Regions from separate parts of the Homo sapiens genome. Here region 1 is linked to region 2. Evidence: chromatin loops called from intact Hi-C (ENCODE). Cell type or tissue: endothelial cell of umbilical vein. All regions are shown on one strand. Each heading gives the region's core, and the rest is flanking DNA. Links, peaks and the distances in the headings are about the cores only.

The links. Peaks named below come from ENCODE experiments on the same cell type or tissue, not always from the same donor. Only the 100,000 strongest peaks of a DNase experiment are listed, where the experiment ranks them.
Region 1: a loop joins it to region 2, with 2.3 times the contacts of the local background. A loop is called at or near these places in 2 of 110 quality-filtered maps.

What each region holds. Positions count from the first base shown.
Region 1 is chr16:25,160,312-25,168,311 of GRCh38, forward strand. LCMT1 (leucine carboxyl methyltransferase 1) reads left to right here. Exons shown (of 11, transcript NM_016309.3): 6 at 791-893; 7 at 4,287-4,407. Among named protein-coding and RNA genes, the nearest start is that of LCMT1-AS2, 15 kb to the left of the region's middle. In endothelial cell of umbilical vein, for the core only: no CTCF peak of the experiment used is centred there; no DNase peak of the experiment used is centred there.
Region 2 is chr16:25,208,244-25,221,065 of GRCh38, forward strand. AQP8 (aquaporin 8) reads left to right here and starts at 8,704. Exons shown (of 6, transcript NM_001169.3): 1 at 8,704-8,814; 2 at 8,955-9,202. The coding sequence starts at 8,803. In endothelial cell of umbilical vein, for the core only: no CTCF peak of the experiment used is centred there; no DNase peak of the experiment used is centred there; H3K27me3 peaks cover 146 bases.

The sequences.
Region 1 (8,000 bases), core at 1-8,000, 51 kb before region 2:
AATCTGGTTTAGCACGCCACCCAGTTGATTCTGATGACCACTGAAGCCTGAGAATAATCACTATAGATAACCATTTCATCCCACCTCTGCTGGAGTCTTTCAAAGCAAATGCTGTCATTTTATTTGTAAATACATTAGTACATAAACTGTCTTTTTTAAAACATAACACAAATTGGCGTAACATTTAGAGAGCAGCCTGCTAATGGGTCCCCATATTTAAATAGGCTTACCCTCTGATCTCTTAATTCCACTCATACTATCTACTTTAAAGAAATAACTGGACAGATGCTTCATGATGTCTATACAAGGGTGCTTAAATGCCTAGATGGGGAAAACTTAGAAATACCATGTCTCATAGTGAGGGATTGGCTAAATAAGTTATGTTTTATCCAGTCAATGGAATGCTATGAAATCATTATACAGAAGGATGTCCCTGATGCTGTTGTTACGTAGGAAAAGCAGTTTTCAAACCACATATTGGGTGGTCCCATTTTCTTTTCTCTATTCAGGATGTGTGTATGTGTGTGCGCACCATGTGCATGAGAGGGGATGTGTTTTTGTTGTGTATAATAACTTAAGCACATAGGACAAAAGGCTGAAATGTTACACACCAAAACACGAATAGTTATCTTTGGAAGATAGGATTTTGGTTAATTTTTACCCTCCTCTTACGTATTTTTTTTTTTTAACAATGATGCATGTATTTTTATAGTAAGGAAAAACCATAAGGCTACTATAACTTTGGAAAAGACATATTCATTAAAATTATAGCCTCTGATTGCATTTGCAGATGGACACATACTGGATTCAAAGAGATATGCCGTTATTGGAGCAGATCTCCGAGACCTGTCTGAACTGGAAGAGAAGCTAAAGAAATGTAACATGAATACACAGTGAGATTTTTTTTTTTAAACCTCTTCTGCATTTGTGATTTTATGCTAATTATGAGATAAGGCCAGTCGGAAGTACAGCATGATATTCATGTTCCATTTTTTATTCTTTAAGAGTTTTATCATTTCATTGCTACCTAGTTTTCTGAAAAAAATTCTTTTTTTTTTTTTTGAGGTGGAGTTTTGCTCTTGTTGCCCAGGCTGAGTGCAATGGCACAATCTCAGCTCACTGCAACCTCCACTTCCCAGGTTCAAGTGATTCTCCTGCCCTCAGCCTCTTGAGTAGCTGGGATTACAGGCATGCGCCACCATGCCTGGCTAAGTTTGTATTTTTAGTAGAGATGGGGTTTCTCCATGTAGTCAGGCTGGTCTCAAACTCCCGACCTCAGGTGATCCGCCTGCCTTGGCCTCCCAAAGTGCTGGGTAGTTTTCTGAAATTTTTAAAGCAATACTGTTCAAGTCTGTTTCTACATCAGAATCACCTGTGTTACTTTGTAAAAATACTAGTGCCTAATTTCATATAAAAGTTTGAGAGAAGATAATTTATGGATAGAAACATATTTGTAACATATAAAGAAAAGATTAGCATCCAGAATATATAAAGAACAGCTACTATTAAAAAAAAAAACCTCAGAAAAATGGGCAAAATATAGATTACCAGGCAGCTCAAAGAAGAAACTGAATATCATATGAAACAGGTATTGGGCATCAGTGATAATCAGATGAAATTCTATTTTACTGTCACCAAGTTGGCAAAAATGTAACAGCTGACAATATCAAGTGTTGACAAGGATGTGGGGGATAGGGAATGATAATGCCACTGCTGGCATTATCACAGTACAACTACTGTGAGGAGCAATCTGAAAGTATCTAGTAACATTGTAAGTATGTGTACCATACATAGCAGTTCCACTTTCGTGGGTGTCTCCTTGAGAAGATCTTGCATATATGCATAAGGAGGATGTTCATTGTAGTTCATGAGTCTGGGAACCGAGTCCAGCTGCACAGGTTTGAATCCTGACAGGAATATGCACTAGACCATGACTTTGGATAACTTACTTCACTTCTCTGCATCTGTTTCCTCTTCGGAAAAATGTGAGTTATAGGCTGGGCGTGGTGCCTCATGCCTGTAATCTCAGCACTTTGGGAGGCCGAGGTGGGCAGATCACCTGAGGTCAGGAGTTCGAGACCAGCCTGGCCAGCATATTGAAGCCCCATCTCTACTAAAAATACAAAAAATCAGCTGGGCGTGGTGGTGGGCGCCTGTACCCCAGCTACTCAGGAGGCTGAGGCAGGAGAATCACTTGAACCCAGGAGGCAGAGGTTGCAGTGAGCCAAGATCATGACATCGAACTGTAGCCTGGACAACAGAGCAAGACTCCATCTCAAAAAAAAAAAAAAAGAAAAGAAAAGAAAAAGAAAAATGTGAAAATGTGAATACTAATAGAACCCACCTGTAAGTGTTAGCAGTTGAAGATGCTGAAATCTCTGAGAAATGCTATTCATTTCTGTAGTTTTAATTGTTGCTGATGATTTTGATGGTTCCTCGAAGAGAAGATAAAAATAATTCCTAATCCCAATACCTAGAGATAACCACCTTAAAAGATTTTATCCCAAAATTTGTAAATATATGTTTTTCTTTAAAATGTGATTATGCTATGCGTATAATTTTGGAACTTTTTGTTTGGAGACAAGGTCTTACTCTGTCACCCAGGCTGGAGTGCAGTGGCGTGATCTGTGCTTACTGCAGCATGAATCTCCCAGGCTCAAGTGATCCTCCCACCTCAGCTTCCTGAGTAGCTGGGACCACAGCAGTGCACCACCACACCCATTTAATTTTTGTAGAGACAAGGTTTCACCATATTGCCCAGGCTTGTTTTGAACTCGTGAGCCCAAGCGATCTAACTGCCTTCGCCTCCCAAAGTGTTGGAATTAACAGGCGTGAGCCATTGCACCCAGCCAGTTTTGGAACTTTTAAAAGAATCGGTTGGGCACGGTGGCTCACGCCTGTAATCCCAGCACTTTGGGAGGCCAAGATGGGCGGATCACGAGGTCAAGAGATTGAGACCAGCCTGGCCAACATGGGGAAACCCCGTCTCTACTACAAATACAAAAATTAGGTGGGTCCGTGGTGGTGTGTGCCTATAGTCCCAGCTACTCGGGAGGCCAAGGCAGGGGAACTGCTTGAACCCAGGAGGCGGAAGTTGCAGTGAGCTGAGATCGTGCCACTCCACTCCAGCCTGGTGACAGAATGAGACTCTGTCTCAAAAAAAAAAAAAAAAAAAGAATCTAATATATATGTGTATATGTACACATACAATCATTCATTTGTCTATTCACTCATTTAGCAAATAATCGAGATTCTGTCAAGTACAGGTACTCACTATGAACAAAACAGCTTACACATTATCGTGTAAGGAAAAGAAATATAAAATAGCTAATGACATTCGATTGTTTCATTACTCTTGGGGTATCTGCTTTGAAGAAGTGCCGGGAAGCATCTGATAGGCCACTTGAATCTGGGGACCATGGATAGCTTTTGTGTCAATAAATACAGTCCCTGAAACATCATACTTATGAGCTGCATAGCAGTTCATTGGGTAGGGCATACCATGTTCTTTTCAACCAGTTTCTTGTTGGGCTTAGCTGGGTGTTCTGCAGTTTGGGCTGGGCTTAGCTGGATGTTCTTCTGCAGTTTGGGTTGGCCTTACTTAGCTGGAGGTTCTTCTGCAGTTTGGACAGGGCTTAGCTGGATGGTTCTGCTTGTGGTTGGGTTTAGCTGATATTCTGGAGTTCAGTCAGGTGGACAGTGGGCAGGCCAGCTAGGGTCTGGCTGGCTGTCAGTTGGGATGCCTTCTTCTCTTCCACAGGTCTTCTCCCCCTATAGCAGGCTAGCTTGGGTTCCTTCACACAGTGGTTTCAGTTTTCCAAGTGCAGCAAGAGAGCAAGCACCAATGTGCAAGTGACTTTAAAGCTTCTGCTTGCATCATGTTTGCTACTGTCCTGTTGACCAAAGCAAAAGTTTCATGACCAGCCTAGATTCCAGGGGTAGAAGAATAAACACCTCTCAAATGGGGGAAGCTGCATTGTTATGTTGGCGTGGTGTGAGTGCACAGCAGGGGAGAACTTGAAACCATTTTTACAATCCACCACACATGCTCAACATGTTTTCATTGCCACACAAATCATTTCTCACTGCTCACCTTTTCACAGTAGAAAGCTCGGATTGTGACGGTATTCCACATGTATTCCTGTCCTGACTGGGGCTGTGCTTGCTCAGGCCTTCTGAGTTCCCTGGGGCATGGACCGCCCCACCAATACTGCAACATGTGTACAATTAGAGGGTCCTGACTTGATGATAACAAATTTATGTGCCTTTTTTTCCTTATCTTTAAGATTGCCAACACTCCTGATAGCTGAATGTGTGCTGGTTTACATGACTCCAGAGCAGTCCGCAAACCTCCTGAAGTGGGCAGCCAACAGTTTTGAGAGAGCCATGTTCATAAACTACGAACAGGTAAAAGGAAGCACAGGAGAACTGGATTCCATACAGGATCGCCGTGGTGGCTTCCCTCTCCCAGCACCCTTAGGATAACTTCCCTTATCCTTTTCCTTCTGCCTCCAGCCTCTCACATATCTCCTTTATTCACCAACCAGCAATCTTAGTACTCCTGACCTCTTGACCTCCTGCAGACTTTTAGCCAGTTATTAGAACTTCTGTCTTAGCCTTTACAAAAGATTTTCAAGTTCTTATTTTTATCATTACATGTACCATGGAGTCATAGAACATGAGGAAGAGGATTTTGGCTACCAGCATTTTGGGGTAGCAACTCAGATGCTGTCAGGGACAGGCAGGTGGGGTCAGTGGAGGAAGTCAGCCAGGTGTAATAGTGTAGGGTTTGGGGACTGGTGAAACGGAGCACCCACGTCCCATCTCACAGGAGTGGCCACTGCCCATTTACAGCCAGTTGTTATCATGTAGGCATGTGAGCCTAGAGCTGCCAGAACTCCTGATTTTTGAAAGAAGTTGGAAATGCAGGATTTTAATGTAAAATATTCTAATTTCTAAAATTACCATGTATGATTTACCAGCTGCCTGTTTACTTCTTCTGATTTATTGCAGAAAAAGTTCTGCTTTAGAGCTTTGGAATAGCTTGGGTTGAATCCTGGCCCTGGCTTGTGCTCTCAGCTATGTGAACTTAGGCAGCACAGCTTAGTGATTGGGAGTCCATTCTCTGGAGTTGGGCGTTCCTGCTGTGTGACCTGGGCAAGTTACATAACCCCTCTGTGCCTGTTTCTTTCTTTCTTTTCTTTTCTTTTTTTTTTTCTTTTTAAGCCAGAGTTTCACTCTTATTGCCCAGGCTGGAGTGCAACAGCACACTCTCGGCTCACTGCAACCTCCGCCTCCTGGGTTCAAGCGATTCTCCTGCCTCAGCCTTCCAAGTAGCTGGGATCACAGGCGTGCACCATCACACCCAGCTAATTTTGTATTTTTAGTAGAGATGGGGTTTCACCATTTTGGCCAGGCTGGTCTCGAACTCATGACCTCAAGTGATCTGCCCATCTCGGCCACCCAAAGTGCTGGGATTACAGGCATGAGCCACCATGCCCGGCTGACCCTCTGTGCCTGTTTCTTCATCTGAAAATAATAGTCCCTACTTCATAGCATTGTTGTGAGATATAAATGAGTTAATGTATTCAAAAGCACTGACAGTGTTGCCCAACTGTAAGTAAGCATCAGCTATTTTTTGTTCTCTCTGAGCCCCAGTTCTTTGTTTTGAACTGGGTGGGTGCGGTGGCTCACGCCTGTGATCCCAGCACTTTAGGGAGGCCAAGGAGGGCAGATCTCCTGAGGTCAGGAGTTTTGAGACCAGACTGGCCAACATGGTGAAACCCTGTCTCTACAAAAAATACAAAAATTAGCCAGGCATGGTGGCGGACGCCTATAATCCCAGCTACTTGGGAGGCTGAGGCAGGAGAATCGCTTGAACCAGGGAGGCGGATGTTGCAGTGAGCCGAGACTGCACCACTACACTCCAGCCTGAGTGACCGAGCGAGACGCCATCTCAAAAAAAAAAAAAAAAGAAAGAAAGAAATACCCACTCTCCAGATTATTATGGGGATTCCTGAGATGATGGTCAGTGGCTTATCACATCATAAGCACTGATACATGCTCACTATTTTTATTGTTTATTGCTTTTTATTTATTTGTTTGTTTGAGATAGGGTCTCACTGTATCACCCAGGCTGGAGTGCAGTGGTGGGGATCATGGCTTACTGCAGCCTCGACCGCGGGCTCAGATGATCCTGCCAGGTCATCCTCCCAAGTAGCTGGGATCACAGGTGCACACCACCATGCCCAGCTAATTTTTAAATTTTTTTTGTAGGGACAGGGTTTCGCCATGTTGCCCAGGTTGGTCAGTTTTATTTTTTAAATCTCCTTTTCTTTTTTATTTTATCACACATAAGAGCCATCAGGGGACTTGCCCAGTGTCACGTAATTATGGACAGATCTAGGGCTAGCCCTTGGTCTCTCAGCCTCCTCCCCAGGTCCTTTCCTGCCCAGGTTCCTGTGTAGATGGTTCTCGATTGGTTGATTTTGCATCCTTCCCTCTCTTTAATTGGGAGCGCTCCTCAGACTCTGTCTTCTATCCTGATGGATGGATGTAATGGAAGCTGGCCTCACTGGTCTTTTCTTTTGATGTGAATAAATCCTGGAGACCCATCTTTGCTTTCAGGATAACCACATCTGGGGAAACATTCCACTGTCCATACTCCACATGTTTTGGATTTGTACTGCTGCTTTCCCTTTCCTTAGTTTGTGTATTCTTTTGTTGAACAAGTGTTTATTCAACATCATATGAGAGATGATGGATTCAGTGAATTCTGACCAGAGATCTTGTCACTTTGGAGCAAGCCTGGGAATGTGCCAGTTTTCAAAACGTTGTCCATAGCTGTCCCTAGACTGGTTCTGCTCCCACCCACCACCCTCACCTGGTGAATAATGAACATTTAAGTTAATTCAGTGGTTTCCTAACAAACGCAAAATGACCAGCACCCTCACAAACCATGTATTAATTGCTCACATGCTTTACATTGTTTGCTTTTCCTTTTTTTTGGTCTTTTTTTTTTTTAGAGACAGGGTCTCGTTCTGTCGCCCAGGCTGGAGTACAGTGGTGCCGTCATAGCTCACTGCAGTCTTGAGCTCCCAGGTTCAAGTGATCCTCCCACCTTAGTCTCCCATTAGTTAGGACTGTAGGTGCACACCACCACTCTTGACTTTATTTTTTTGGTAGAGACAGGGTCTTGCTATGTTGTCCAGGCTGGTCTCAAACTCCTGGCCTCAAGCAGTTCTCCAACCCCAGTCTCCCAAAGCCCTGGGACTGCAGGCATCAGCCACCATGCTCAGCTTGTTGCCTAATTAGTAGTTTAAGATGACAAAACTACATGGATGATAATAATTTCAATAATAATTCTAAAGCAGTGGTAGCAAATTCTTAGATTTTGCTTACTATATAGCAGGGACTATTCTATGAATTTTACATATATTAACTTATTTATTTATTTATTTATGTTTTGAGATGGAGTCTTACTCTGTCACCCAGGCTGGAGTGCAGTGGCACGATCTTGGCTCATTGCAACCTCCACCTCCCAGGTTCAAGAGATTCTCCTGCCTCAGCCTCCTGAGTAACTGGGATTACAGGCGTGTGCCACTATTCCTAGCTAATTTTGTATTTTTAATAGAGACAGGGTTTCATGTTGGCCAGGCTGGTCTCAAACTCCTGACCTCAAGTGATCCGCCCACCTCGGCCTCCCAAAGTGCTGGGATTATAGGCGTGAGCTACCGCACCCAGCCTTTTTTTTTTGAGACAGAGTCTCGCTCTGTCATCCAGGCTGGAGTGCAGTTGCGCAATCTCAGCTCACTGCAGCCTCTGCCTCCTGGGTTCAAGTGATTCTCCCGCCTCAGCCTCCTGAGTAGCTGGGATAACAGGCACGTGCCACTGCGCCTGGCTGATTTTTGTATTTTTAGTGGGGATGGAGTTTCACCATGTTGGCCAGGCTGGTATTGAATTCCTGGCCTCAAGTGATCCACCTGCCTCAGCCTCCCAAA
Region 2 (12,822 bases), core at 3,004-11,003:
GGCCTCCTGGACTGAAATGATCCTCCTGCCTCAGCCTCCCATGTAGCTGGGACTACAGGCACATGCTACCAAGCCTGACCAGCTTTTTAATTTTTAATCTGTAGAGATGGGGTCTCACTTTCTTGCCCAGCCCCCAAAAATTATTTTTTCTTAGTTGAGACTTGAAAGATGGGTAGGTTGTCATCAGCATTAGGGAGCAGTTTGGGTAAAAGAAGTAGACTGTCTGAAGACTTGAACAGTGGGAGAAACTATGGGATGTTCAGGACACTGAAAGTAGACATTCATCTTTTTTTTTTTTTTTTCCTATGATGAACAATGATGAAGTTGGCCAGGTGTAGTGGCTCATGCCTGTAATCCTAGCCCTTTGGGAGGCCCAGGCAGGTGGATTGCTTGAGCTCAGGAGTTCAAGACCAGCCTGGAAAACATAGTGAGACCCTGTCTGTACAAAAAATACAGAAACAAAATTAACCGGGCCTGGTGGTGTGTACCTGTGGTCCCAACTACTCGGGAGGCTGAGGTGGGAGGAATGCTTGGGCCCAGGCGGTGGAGGTTGCAGTGACCCGAGATCACACCACTCCACTCCAGCCAGAGTGATGGAAGTGAAACCCTATCTCAAAAAAATAAAATAAATAAATAAATAAATAAAAAGATGAAGACAATGTACCTGTAATTATATTCTCACCTACTGGAGCTTTTATTTCTGTAGCTAGAACTCCCAGTTTGAGGTTTGCTGGGTCAAGGGTGTGTATATCTAAGTATTTAACAATAAACATTTCAAGATGGTGTTACAAAATATTGTAGCAATTCCCACTTCCACCAGCAATGTATAAGTTTTCCTGTTTCCCCATCTTTTTTTTCTTTTCTTTTTCTTTTTTTTTTTTTTTTTTTGAGATGGAGTCTCACTCTGTTGCCCAGGCTGGAGTGCAGTGATGCAATCTCGGCTCACTACAACCTCCACCTCCCAAGTTCAAGCAATTCTCCTGCCTCAGCCTCCCAAGTAGCTAGGACTACAGGCGTGAGCCACCACGCCTGGCTGATTTTTGTATTTTTCATAGAGACAGGGTTTCACCATGTTGGCCAGGCTAGTGTTGAGCTCCTGACCTCAGGCGATCTGCCAGCCTCGGCCTCCCAAAGTGCTGGGATTACAGGCATGAGCCACTGCGCCTGGCCTGTTTTCCCCTTCTTTGTCAGCACTGTATGTTAATCAGTTAAAAAAGTCTTTCTACCAATCTAATGGTGAAAATGTTATTTCTGTTGCTTTAATTTGAATTTTTTTCTGGCTATTGCAGAGATTAAGGTTTTTTTTTGTCTGTTTATTGATCATTTGGATTTTTTCTTCTGTAGAGTTATTTAATTTGGATGTAGATAAAAAGGATAAAAGAGATAGAAAAGGAAGACGGAGTGCCAAGCTCTCAGTAGGTTCTCAGAAAGTGGTAGTCATTTTTATTGTTCAAAACATGCAGATGAAGAGAAGCTGGACCCTTGCTGATGAGACTTAGTGGACTTCTTCCTTCGTTCAAGGACTTTTTGGCTGTAAAGCATTCTGAAATAGCCAATATAACTGGTTACTCGTGACTCGAAAGACGTTCAACACCTTGACCTTGACACTGCAGGGGAGAATAGAAAGAGCTGGTGACTTCTCTGAGGAAGGAAGTTGCTCAGGTGCAAACTTCCATCCATCCATCCATCCATCCATCCATCCATCCATCCATGGGTGAGTTCTTTAACTTCTTTGTGCCTCGTTTTTATCATCTGAAGATGGTGATAATAAGTGATAGGACTTATCTCAAAGGGGGGTTACAAATACATACCGAGTGTTTAGCATGGTGTTGGAGATGTAGTGAGTAGTTGAGAAATGTCTTCTCAATCTTGCAGTTTGAGAAGACAGAAAGGTGAAAACTAGACTTACTTCCAATGGCTAGTTGCCCTGAGCTCCAAGTGGTAATACATTGAATACAATTGCAAATCTACCGAGATGGAAAGAAAGCAGTTTCAGAAGAGAATGACAGGTTCTGCTTTAAGTTTCTGTGGTTGTCCACAGAGCACAGCCTAAATTGTCAAGTCTCTGCATTATAAATGGTGTCTAGCTTTGAGAAGTTATTAACCTGAAACCCAGTATCTCTGGAATTTGGGGATGATGTATCTGCAAGAACTGTTCTCTTCTGCAAGTACTTGAAATACAAGAACATAAATTCTTTAATTCAGAGGACCCCAAACTTTCTTGGTTCACTCTGTGCGGAGGCCCCCCCCAAAAAAAATACCTAATAGCTCTATTTATTAAGGAATTAGGTGCAAAACACTTAAAAAGTTCTTATGTTCTAACAACTTAGTAGCCATTTGTAAAAAAACCCCACATGTACACAAAACATTCACATATATTGTACAGACAATAATACACATACACTGAATAAGACAAGTACATTAAAAACATATTTTATTTATATTTGTATTTCATTCTTAAATAATTACATAACCTCCCAGCAGGTTCACCTTGCCCGCTGCCTAGACAGAGCCAATTTATCAAGATAGGGAAATTGCCATAGAGAAAGAGTAATTCACGCAGAGCTGGCTGTGCAGAAGACCAGTTTATTATTACTCAAATCAGTCTCCCCAAGCATTCAGGGGTCAGAGTTTTTAAGGACGACTTGGTGGGTGGGAGTAAGCCGGTGAGTCAGGAGTGCTGATTGGTCAGAGATGAAATTATATGGAGTTGAAGCTGTCTCCTTGCGCTGAGTCAGTTCCTGAGGGAGCCCACAAGATCACATGAGCCAGTTTATCCATCTAGGTGGTGGTGCTAGCTGATCCATCAAGTACAGGGTCTGCAGAATAGCTCAAGTACTGGTCTTAGGTTTTACAATCATATATATATATATTTTTATATCTATATATTTTATATTATATATATATTTATTTTATTTTATATATATATATATATATATATATATATATATATATATATATATATTTTTTTTTTTTTTTTTTTTTTTTTTTTTTAAGATGGAGTCTTGCTCTGTTGCCCAGGCTGGAGTGCAATGATGTGATCTTGGCTCACTGCAATTGCTGCTTCCCAGGTCCAAGTGATTCTCTTGCCTCAGCCTCCTGAGTAGTTGGGACTACAGGTGTGTGCCACAACGCCCCACTAATGTCTGTATTTTTTTTTTTTTTTTTTTTTTTTTTTGAGACGGAGTCTCGCTCTGTCACCCAGGCTGGAGTGCAGTGGCGGGATCTCGGCTCACTGCAAGCTCCGCCTCCCGGGTTCATGCCATTCTCCTGCCTCAGCCTCCCAAGTAGCTGGGACTACAGGCGCCCGCCACTACGCCCAGCTAATTTTTTGTATTTTTAGTAGAGACGGGGTTTCACCGTTTTAGCCGGGATGGTCTCGATCTGCTGACCTCGTGATCCGCCCGCCTCGGCCTCCCAAAGTGCTGGGATTACAGGCGTGAGCCACCGCGCCCGGCCTAATGTCTGTATTTTTAATAGAGACGGGGTTTCACTATATGGCCAGGCTGGTCTCAAACTCCTGACCTCAGGTAATGAACCTGCCTCGGCCTCCCAAAATGGTGGGATTACAAGGGTGAGCCACTACATCTGGCCTATATATACGGTCCAAGATGGCTGCCACAGCAGCAGCGTCACATCTGGCACAACAGTGCAGCCATCAAGGCAAGAGAGAAGGGAAAGGTGAGATGCCAGGGTAAAATGTGACCTGTTTCTACACTCCATCTGGACCTGGTGGGGGATGGCAGACAGGTATAGATGCAGAGAAGTCTTGCCAACCAAACAGGGATAAAGATTAGAAGCCTTGGTCCTGTTAACCAGACCTGGATTTGGAAAACTAGGAAGTTTGCCAGCCAAAGAATTTTTTAGGAAGACAGTATCTCCTTAGCCCACTAGGTTTTTCAGTGGTTTTGAGAGACAGTATATTGTGTATGAGGACATCAGGACATACTCTAAAACTCTCATGTAGTGGAAATATGTTGTTTTGTCTGAATGGCATTCAGGTTTTCCCTGGAAGCCACTAGTTTTCTTTTTCTTTCCTTTTTTTTTTCTTTTTTTAATTAAGACGGACTCTTGCTCTGTTGCCAAGGCTGGAGTGCAGTGGTGCAATCTTGGCTCACTGCAATCTCCACCTCCCGTGTTCAAGCAATTCTCCTGCCTCAGCCTCCTGAGTAGTTGGGACTACAGGCGCGTGCCACCATGCCCGGCTAATTTCTTGTATTTTTAGGAGAGATGGGGTTTTACTGTGTTAGCCAGGATGGTCTCGATCTCCTGACCTTGTGATTCACCCGCCTTGGCCTCCCAAAGTGCTGGGATTACAGGCATGAGCCGCTGCACTGGCCTAGTTTTGGAGTTATGGAATCCAACCTTGCCTTGAGCAAGGGAAGGGTGTTTTTAGAGGACCAATAGGTAGTTTGCCCAGGCATCAGAGAGGACATAATATCTGATCTGAGATCTGAATGAGGAGTAGAAGTTGGCCAAGAGGGCAAACAAGGACTCCAAACAGAGGGACTGGCATGGACAAGGCCGGGTGAGGGTACATAGCTTATCTGATAAATTGTTTAGGGTTCATGTGGCAAGAGATGATTCAGGGGCTAGGAACTGAAGTCTCTGTGGCTAGCTAAGGGAGTCTGGGTTTGTCTTGGAACCATGGGACACACTGAATGATTTAATTCAGGGAAAAACTCAACTAGAACCATGGTCTCTGGGAAAGCAACAATTTCTAGTATGTGGCAGAAATTGCTCGATATTCATAAAATGCCTTTCTTTTTCCTCCTGGGCACAGGGCTAGACTACAATTCCCAGGCTCGATTGCAGTCAGGTGAAGCCACGTGACTGAGTTTGAGCCCATCAAATATAGGTGAGAGGGATATATGGTATTTCTAGGCCTAGCCCATAATAATTTCCTGCACAGCCCTCCACATTCTCTTTTTCCCATTTTGCTGGAGAAGATCTGAGGACCTAGATGGGGCAGCTCCAAGATGGAAGTGGCCTGGATCCCTGAGTCACCATTTGGAGACGAGCCTGTCATGGACTATTATGTGAGCAAAGAATCCATTTTTTGGGGGGTGGGGGGGTGGGATGGAGTGTCGCTCTGTGGCCCAGGCTGGAGTGCTGTGGTGTGATCTCGGCTCGCTGCAACCTCCGTCTTCCAGGTTCAAGCGATTCTCCTGCCTCAGCCTCCTGAGTAGCTGGGATTACAGGCGTGTGCCACCATGCCCAGCTAATTTTTGTATTTTTGGTAGAGATGGGGTTTCACCATGTTGGTCAGGCTGGTCTTGAACTCCTGACCTTGTGATCTGCCCGCGTTGGCCTCCCAAAGTGCTGGGATTACAGGTGCGAGCCAGTGCATCCAGCTTAGTTTTTCTTTGTTCAAGGGACTAAGCAAGAACAGATGAAGGCATGGGTGAAAACAAGAGAGAATTATTCTGGAAGCAGTACTGGCAGGATTTGAGCAAATAATGAGGGGGATGGGGAAGCCTTGGGTCAGACTATCTTATGTTGCTATTTATAGGATGTGGAAGGAAGGGTCTAAGAAACATCTTGTATGATGTGCTGTGGGATATGGAGGAGGTAGAGAACAGGGCTAAAAATAACCTTCCTAGAGGTGCAGATATTTGGCAGAGACCCTGTATTCCTGGGCCTCTCGCTGACATGGGCTGTCAACAAACTGTCACGCTCTTCTCTAGATATGTCCACTTCTGTCCTGAAGCAGATATTTTTATGTACACAGCCATGGGTGAGTTCTTAACTTCTTTGTGCCTCGTTTTTATCATCTGAAGATGGTGATAATAAGTGATAGGACTTATCTCAAAGGGGTTTACGAATATATACCGAGTGTTTAGCATGGTGTTGGAGATGTAGTGAGTAGTTGAGAAATGTCAGAAATGAGCATTAAAATTCCGTTAGCTCTAGCTTGACTTCTCTATCAGTGCATACAAACACTCAAAGATAAAGCTATGAGACAGAGCAGGATTTTGCCTGTCTTGTTCACTGCTACATCTCCAGCCAGCTTAGAACAGTGACTGGCTTGCAGCAGCTATTTAAATGTTTGGTGAGTGAATGAATGAATAAGGAACTCATCTCATTTTCTTTCCTTCCTCCTTCCTTTCTCCCTTCCTTCCTCCCTCCCTTCCTTTCTTTCTTCCCTTCTTTCCAACCATCCATCCATCCATCCATCCATTCATCCATCCACCCACCCATCTATCCATCCATCCATCCATCCATCCATCCATCCACCCACCCACCCACCCAACCATCTATCTATCCATCCATCCATCCACCCATCCATCCATGCATCCACCCATCCATCCACTTATCCATCCATCCATCCATCCATCCATCCATCCATCCATCCATCTCTCTTAGAAAGGCAGTAGAGTGTAGTGGGTTAGCTCACAAGTATTTTTTTTCAATTGTGGCAAGATACACATAAAATAAAATATGCCATTTTAACCTTTTTTTTTTTGAGATGGAGTCTCATCCTCTCACCCAGGCTGGAGTGTAGTGGTGTGATCTCAGCTCACTACAACCTCTGCCCCCCAGGTTCAAGCGATTCTCCTGCCTCAGCTTCCCAAGTAGCTGGGATTACAGGCGTGCACCACCACACCCAGCCAATTTTTGTATTTTTAGTAGAGACAGGGTTTCACCATGTGGCCAGACTGGTGTCAAACTCCTAAAATCAAGTGATCCTCCTGCCTTGGTCTCCCAAAGTGCTGAGATTACAGGTGTGAGCCAAGCACACCCAGCATTTGGAACCATTTTTAAGTGTACATTTCAGTGACATTAAGTACTTCACATTGTTGTGCCACTGTATCATCCATCCCAAAACTTTCCTCCCAAACAGGAAATCTGTACCCGCTAAACACAAACTCTTCATTCTCCCTTCCCCTCGGGCCGTGGAAACCACCATTCTACTTCTGTCTCTATGAATTTGACTAGTCTAGGTACTTCATACAAGTGGAATCAGATACAGTATTTATCCTTTTGTGACAGCCCACAAGTTCTGTGATCATATAAGCTGTGTAATCTTGGGAAACTCAATCTTCCTGACACTCCACTTCCTCGTCTGTGAAATGGTTGTAATAATAGTACCTGCTTCACAGGGTGGCAGTGAGGTTTAAATGAGATAATAGAAGGCACTTAGCCCCAGTGCCTGGCACATAGAAAGTGCTCACTATTAGCTATTAGTTACAGCTAAGCATGTATTGTAAATTAGTGGACACTGGTATTGTGTGTCTAGCACTGTCCTGAGCACTTTACCCGTATTATCTCATTTAAACTTCCCAACGACCCTATGACATGGTGAAACCACTAACATCCACACCTAACAGATGAGAAAACAAAGGCCCAGAGAGGCCAAGTCATGTGCCCAAGGGTTACATAGCTAGTTTACAGCAGAGCTGGGATTGAACGCCAGGCAGCCTATTTCCAAAGTTCATGGGTCTTGCCGCTGCATTGCATTACCTCTTGCCAGTCTCTGCTGCCTCTGTCTGTGAAGGATCGTCATCTATACACTCAGTCCTGGCTCAGGCTGTCACGGTGACTGCAGGTGTTTGAAGCTGTGGGACTCATTGGAAAAATAATTGAAAATGGGATTGCTGTTTCTTTCTTTTCTTTTTTCTTTCTTTCTTTCTTTTTTTTTTTTTTTTTTTTAGACAGGGTCTCACTCTGAGGCTGAAGTGCAGTGGCGCGATCTTGGCTCACTGCAACCTCTGGGTCCTGGGTTCAAGTGATTCTCATGCCTCATCCTCCTGAGTAGCTGGGATTACAGGCAAACACCAACACGCCCTCTCTTTCTTTCTCCTTCCTTCCTTCTTTTCTTTCTTTTTCTTTTTTCTTTCTTTCTTTCTTTCTTTCTTTCTTTCTTTCTTTCTTTCTTTCTTTCCTTCCTTCTTTTCTTTCTTTCTTTTTCTTTCTTTTTCTTTCTTTCTTTCTTTCTTTCTTTCTTTCTTTCTTTCTTTCTTTCTTTCTTTTTCTTTCTTTCTTTCTTTCTTTCTTTCTTTCTTTCTTTCTTTCTTTCTTTCTTTCTTTTCTTTCCTTTCTTTCTTTCTCTGTCTTTCTTTCTTCTTTCTCTTTCCTTTTTTTTTTTTTTCAGAGCCTTGCTCTGTTGCCCAGGCTGGAGTGCAGTTGCACAATCTTGGCTCTGCGCAATCTTCGTCTCCCAGGTTCAAATGATTTTCCTGCCTTAGCCCCCCAAGTAGCTGGGATTACAGGCGTGCACCACCACGCCCGGCTGAGTTTTGTATTTTTAGTAGAGACGGGGTTTCACCGTGTTAGCCAGGATGGTCTCAATCTCCTGACCTCGTGATCCACCTGCCTCGGCCTCCCAAAGTGCTGGGATTACAGGCGTGAGCCACTGCACCTGGCTGTTTGCTGTTTCTTAACATGTGAGGTTCCAACCCAGTGGGGCCCACTAACATGTGCTGTTCTGCTTTGGACCGTGGGGAGCTGGGGTGCTGGACCCATCTCCCACCTTCTACAGCCTGGAGTGTGCTCCCAGATGACACAGCCAAGCTGGCGTGTTTTTCCCTCACTGGCGGAAAGTTCAGCAATCCCTGACTCCCTCACCCTGCCCTGTTGAGATTTAAAAAAATTTCCTCTTCTGGGCCTCAGAGCCGCCTCCTACCTGAGGTTTATTGCTTTCTCTGCACCAGCATTGAGCCTCTGCAGCCCTTTAAAAGGGGCAGAGCCCATAGTGTGATCAGCAGGTCCTGTCCCTAGGAGATAAGAGTATCTTGCACAGCAGGTGCAGGTTTCCCAGCAGCTCAGGCAAGAGTCCGATGTTTGTGCCATCTGATCCTGATGTCTGGAGAGGTGAGCCCTCTGTCGGCATCTTCCTCTCCAGGCTGGCAGAGCAAGGGGGGCTGTGAATTAATTCAAGGTTGGGGGTCGGGGCCTTCTATATCTGGACTTGCCTCCCACCCGTGTCCTCTGTCCCTTTTTCCCTACGGCAGATAGCCATGTGTGAGCCTGAATTTGGCAATGACAAGGCCAGGGAGCCGAGCGTGGGTGGCAGGTGGCGAGTGTCCTGGTACGAACGGTTTGTGCAGCCATGTCTGGTCGAACTGCTGGGCTCTGCTCTCTTCATCTTCATCGGGTGCCTGTCGGTCATTGAGAATGGGACGGACACTGGGCTGCTGCAGCCGGCCCTGGCCCACGGGCTGGCTTTGGGGCTCGTGATTGCCACGCTGGGGAATATCAGGTGAGACCAGCTCTGAGGATTCAGCCTGATGCTGACTTGGGGCACTGGGTGTGGAAAGCAAAGGCGTTGTCAAGGACCCCTGGGCGCATACGTATTCGGGATTTCAAGGAGCGCTCTGGATAACTATGGGGTTGGGAGTCAGACTGGGGTCAACTCCAGACCCCGCAGCCTGTGAGCTTGTGACTTTGAGCAAGTCATTCTCTTTTTGAGTAGCTGGATCACAGGCATGCGCCGCAGCACCCAACTAATTTTTAAATTTTGTTGTAGAGATGGGGTCTCACTATGTTGCCCAGGCTAGTCTTGAACTCCTGGTCTCAAGCGATCCTCCTGCCTTGGCTTCCCAAAGTTTTGGGATTACAGGCATGAGACACCATGCCTGGCTGGCAAGTTACTCTCTAAACCCAAAGTTCCCCGCCTATAAAATGGGAATAGTAGCTTTTAAATGTTTTTTTTTTCAAGCCAACATATCTATATTGCTAACCATGTACCAGGCACTAGTCTAATTACTTTATAGATATTAGTTATTTAATCCTCACAAAAGCCTTGTGGGGTAGGTCCTGTTATTAGCCCCATTGTACAGCTGCAAAAGTGAAAGGCCATGTAATCTGTCCAAGCTTAGAGGGCCAGAAAGTGGCAGAGGCGGGAGTCAAGAACAAGCTGTCTGGCTCCAGCGCTCAAATCCAAGTGCCTCATGCGGAAGTCATGAGAATTAAATGAAGTAGAGCGCCTGGCACACACCAAACATACAACAGGCATTGGTTGCTGTGTTATTGTTACCACTAGAAGGGGGTTTTAGGGAAAGCAGAAATGCATAGAAGACCTGAGCCAGGTTTTCCCACCTGGGTATGCAGAGATCTGCAGTGGTCCTGGCTTGTCAAGAGGTGATCAAGAAGGAGGGGCAGGGAAAGGGACAGGCTTCTCTGGCTTAGCTCTCGTCTGGGTAGAGGCTCAATGGGGAGGTCTGTGGACATGGCTGCTGGTTCCCAGGAGAGCCAGCCATCACGACGAAGATCTTGAGTGGGGTGCCTGGCAGGGTGATCTGGGACATGGTTGGTCTGTATTAAATCTCACTCAAAAAATAGATCTGAATGAGGAAACAGAAATACTATTTCTGAGAAAACCAGAATGGAAAAGAGCTTTAACATCTCTTTAGGCCGGGTGCAGTGGCTCACGCCTGTAATCCCAGCACTTTGGGAGGCTGAGGCGGGTGGATCACCTGAGGTCAGGAGTTGGAGAGCAGCCTGGCCAACAGGGTGAAACCCTGTCTCTACTAAAGATACAAAAATTAGCTGGGCGTGGGGGCAGGCACCTGTGGTCCCAGCTACTTCGGAGGCTGAGGCAGGAGAATTGCTTGAACTGGGAGGGAGAGGTTGCAGTGAGCCGAGATTGTGCCACTGCACTCCAGCCTGGGCAACAGAGTGAGACTCCATCTCCAAAAAACAAACAAACAAACAAACAAACAAAAAACAAACCACATCTCTTTAGACGTCCAAGGGAGGCTGCAAGTGAAACAAAAAGTACATGATCTTCCCTTTGGACGGATCTGAGATTGAAGGCAACCTTTATCACTTCTTAGCAGGGTGACCACAGCAAGTTGCTGAAGCCTCTGTGTGCAGTGGTATAAATATGAGTAATAATAATAGCTGATGTTTTTTGAATGCTAACTACATAGATACTACTATGGGCTGTACAAATATTAATTCTTAATATCTTTGCAATAGCTTTATCAGGCAGAGATCATTGAGGCACAGAGAGGTTATGTAACTTTGCCAATGCCACACAGCTCTTCAGTGGCAGAGTTGAGCTTTGAACCCAGGCCAGCTGGCTGGAAAGACCATCTCTTTGGCACTGCAAATACTGCCTCTCTGTTTGGCTTTTTTGACAAATATTTATTCAGCACCTATTGCGTGCCAGACACTGACTTTGAGGTTGTTCACTGGATCCAGGATAAGCTATGTATGTAAGTTATAAGCACCCAGCACAGCCCCTGGCACACAGTAAGTGTCAGAGAAATATATGCTGAGTGAACAATGAATGAATGAATGAATGTGTCTTGATTGTTTTATTGCTAATGAGTGTAAACCAGGAAATGTGTGGTTTTCGTCACCTGGCCCTCCTGATAGAGCCATGCTCTGGGTGACAGTTTCTCTCCCCTTTGGGGCTCCCCTGGGAAGCCGCCTCACCCTGACTTCATCTGTGTATCTCAGCAGAGCCCAGGCTAAGCTACTTGAGGCCAAGTAGGCCTGGCTGCCCCTCTTCCCAACCTGTGGAGTCTGAGCACTGGCTGGTGCTTTCAAACCATGCATGGAGGTCAGGCGCAGTGGCTCACGCCTGTAATCCCAGCACTTTGGGAGGCCGAGGCAGGTGAATCACCTGAGGTCAGGAGTTCGAGACCAACCTGGCCAACATGGTGAAACCCCGTCTCTACCAAAAATACAAAAATTAGCCGGGCGTGGTGGCAGCCCCGTTATCCCATCTACTTGGGAGGCTGAAGCAGAAGAATCGCTTGAAACCAGGAGGCGGAGGTTGCAGTGAGCCGAGATTGCACCATTGCACTCCAGCCTGGGTGACAAAGGGAGACCCTGTCTCAAAAAAAAAAACAAAAAACAAAAAACAAATCAAATCAAACCGTGCATGGAGCTTATCTGAGGGCCTGGGCCCAGAGCTGAGCCAGACAAGTTGGGGTAGCTGGTCTCGAGCTATCAGGGTGTTGGACAAAGTCCTTTTGGGCAGAGCTGAGGTCCTCTGCCCAGTCTCAACTGAATGTCCTATGTCCTTTGGAGGATGGGTAAGCTCATTGGTGGGCTCTTTACATTAGGGGGGCACTTTGGTTCTCAAGTGACATGGGGAGTCTTGGGGTCCCTTTCTCTCTCATTGGGGAGTATCCATTCCTGGAAACCAGATGGATTCAGGAGGCCAAACTGTGACAATATTTCCTCCATCAGAGTGGGACTGGTTGGGACACTGATGTGAGTGCAGCCACCCTGGCTCTGGGGCCTGGGCTGGTTGAACATCTTGGTGAACACGAAGGCTCTTTACCCATGAGCCAGGGGGTGGCTGATCAACTGCAACCTGCCCTTTGACCTCAGGTTCTGACTTGTCTAATTCCCTTCCACACCCCAAACTCCCAATCCCAATCCCTAACCTGGTCATGAACCTCCAACTCCACCCCGTGATTCTCAATGCCATTTTCAGCCTGAACTCCAAATCTGCATTTTACACCCATCACACTTTCAGACCACAAGTAGGGTTTTCACTGGCTGAGCAGTTCAACCAATCAGGAGGTCTTATTCAGGGCCTAGCTACTCATAAAGGGAGACCCGGGCCGGGCACGGTAGCTCGTGCCTGTAACCCCAGCACTTTGGGAGGCCGACGTGGGTGGATCGCTTGAGGTCAGGAGTTTGAGACCAGCCTGACCAACATGGTGAAACCTCGTCTCTACTAAAAATACAAAAATAAGCCAGGCGTGGTGGCACACACCTGTAGTTCCAGCTACTTAGGAGGCTGAGTCAGAAGAATTGCTTGAACTCAAAAGGTGGAAGCTGCAGTGAGCCGAGATCACACCATTGCACTGCAGCCCGCGCGACAGAGCAAGACTCCGTCTCGTAAAATCAAACAAA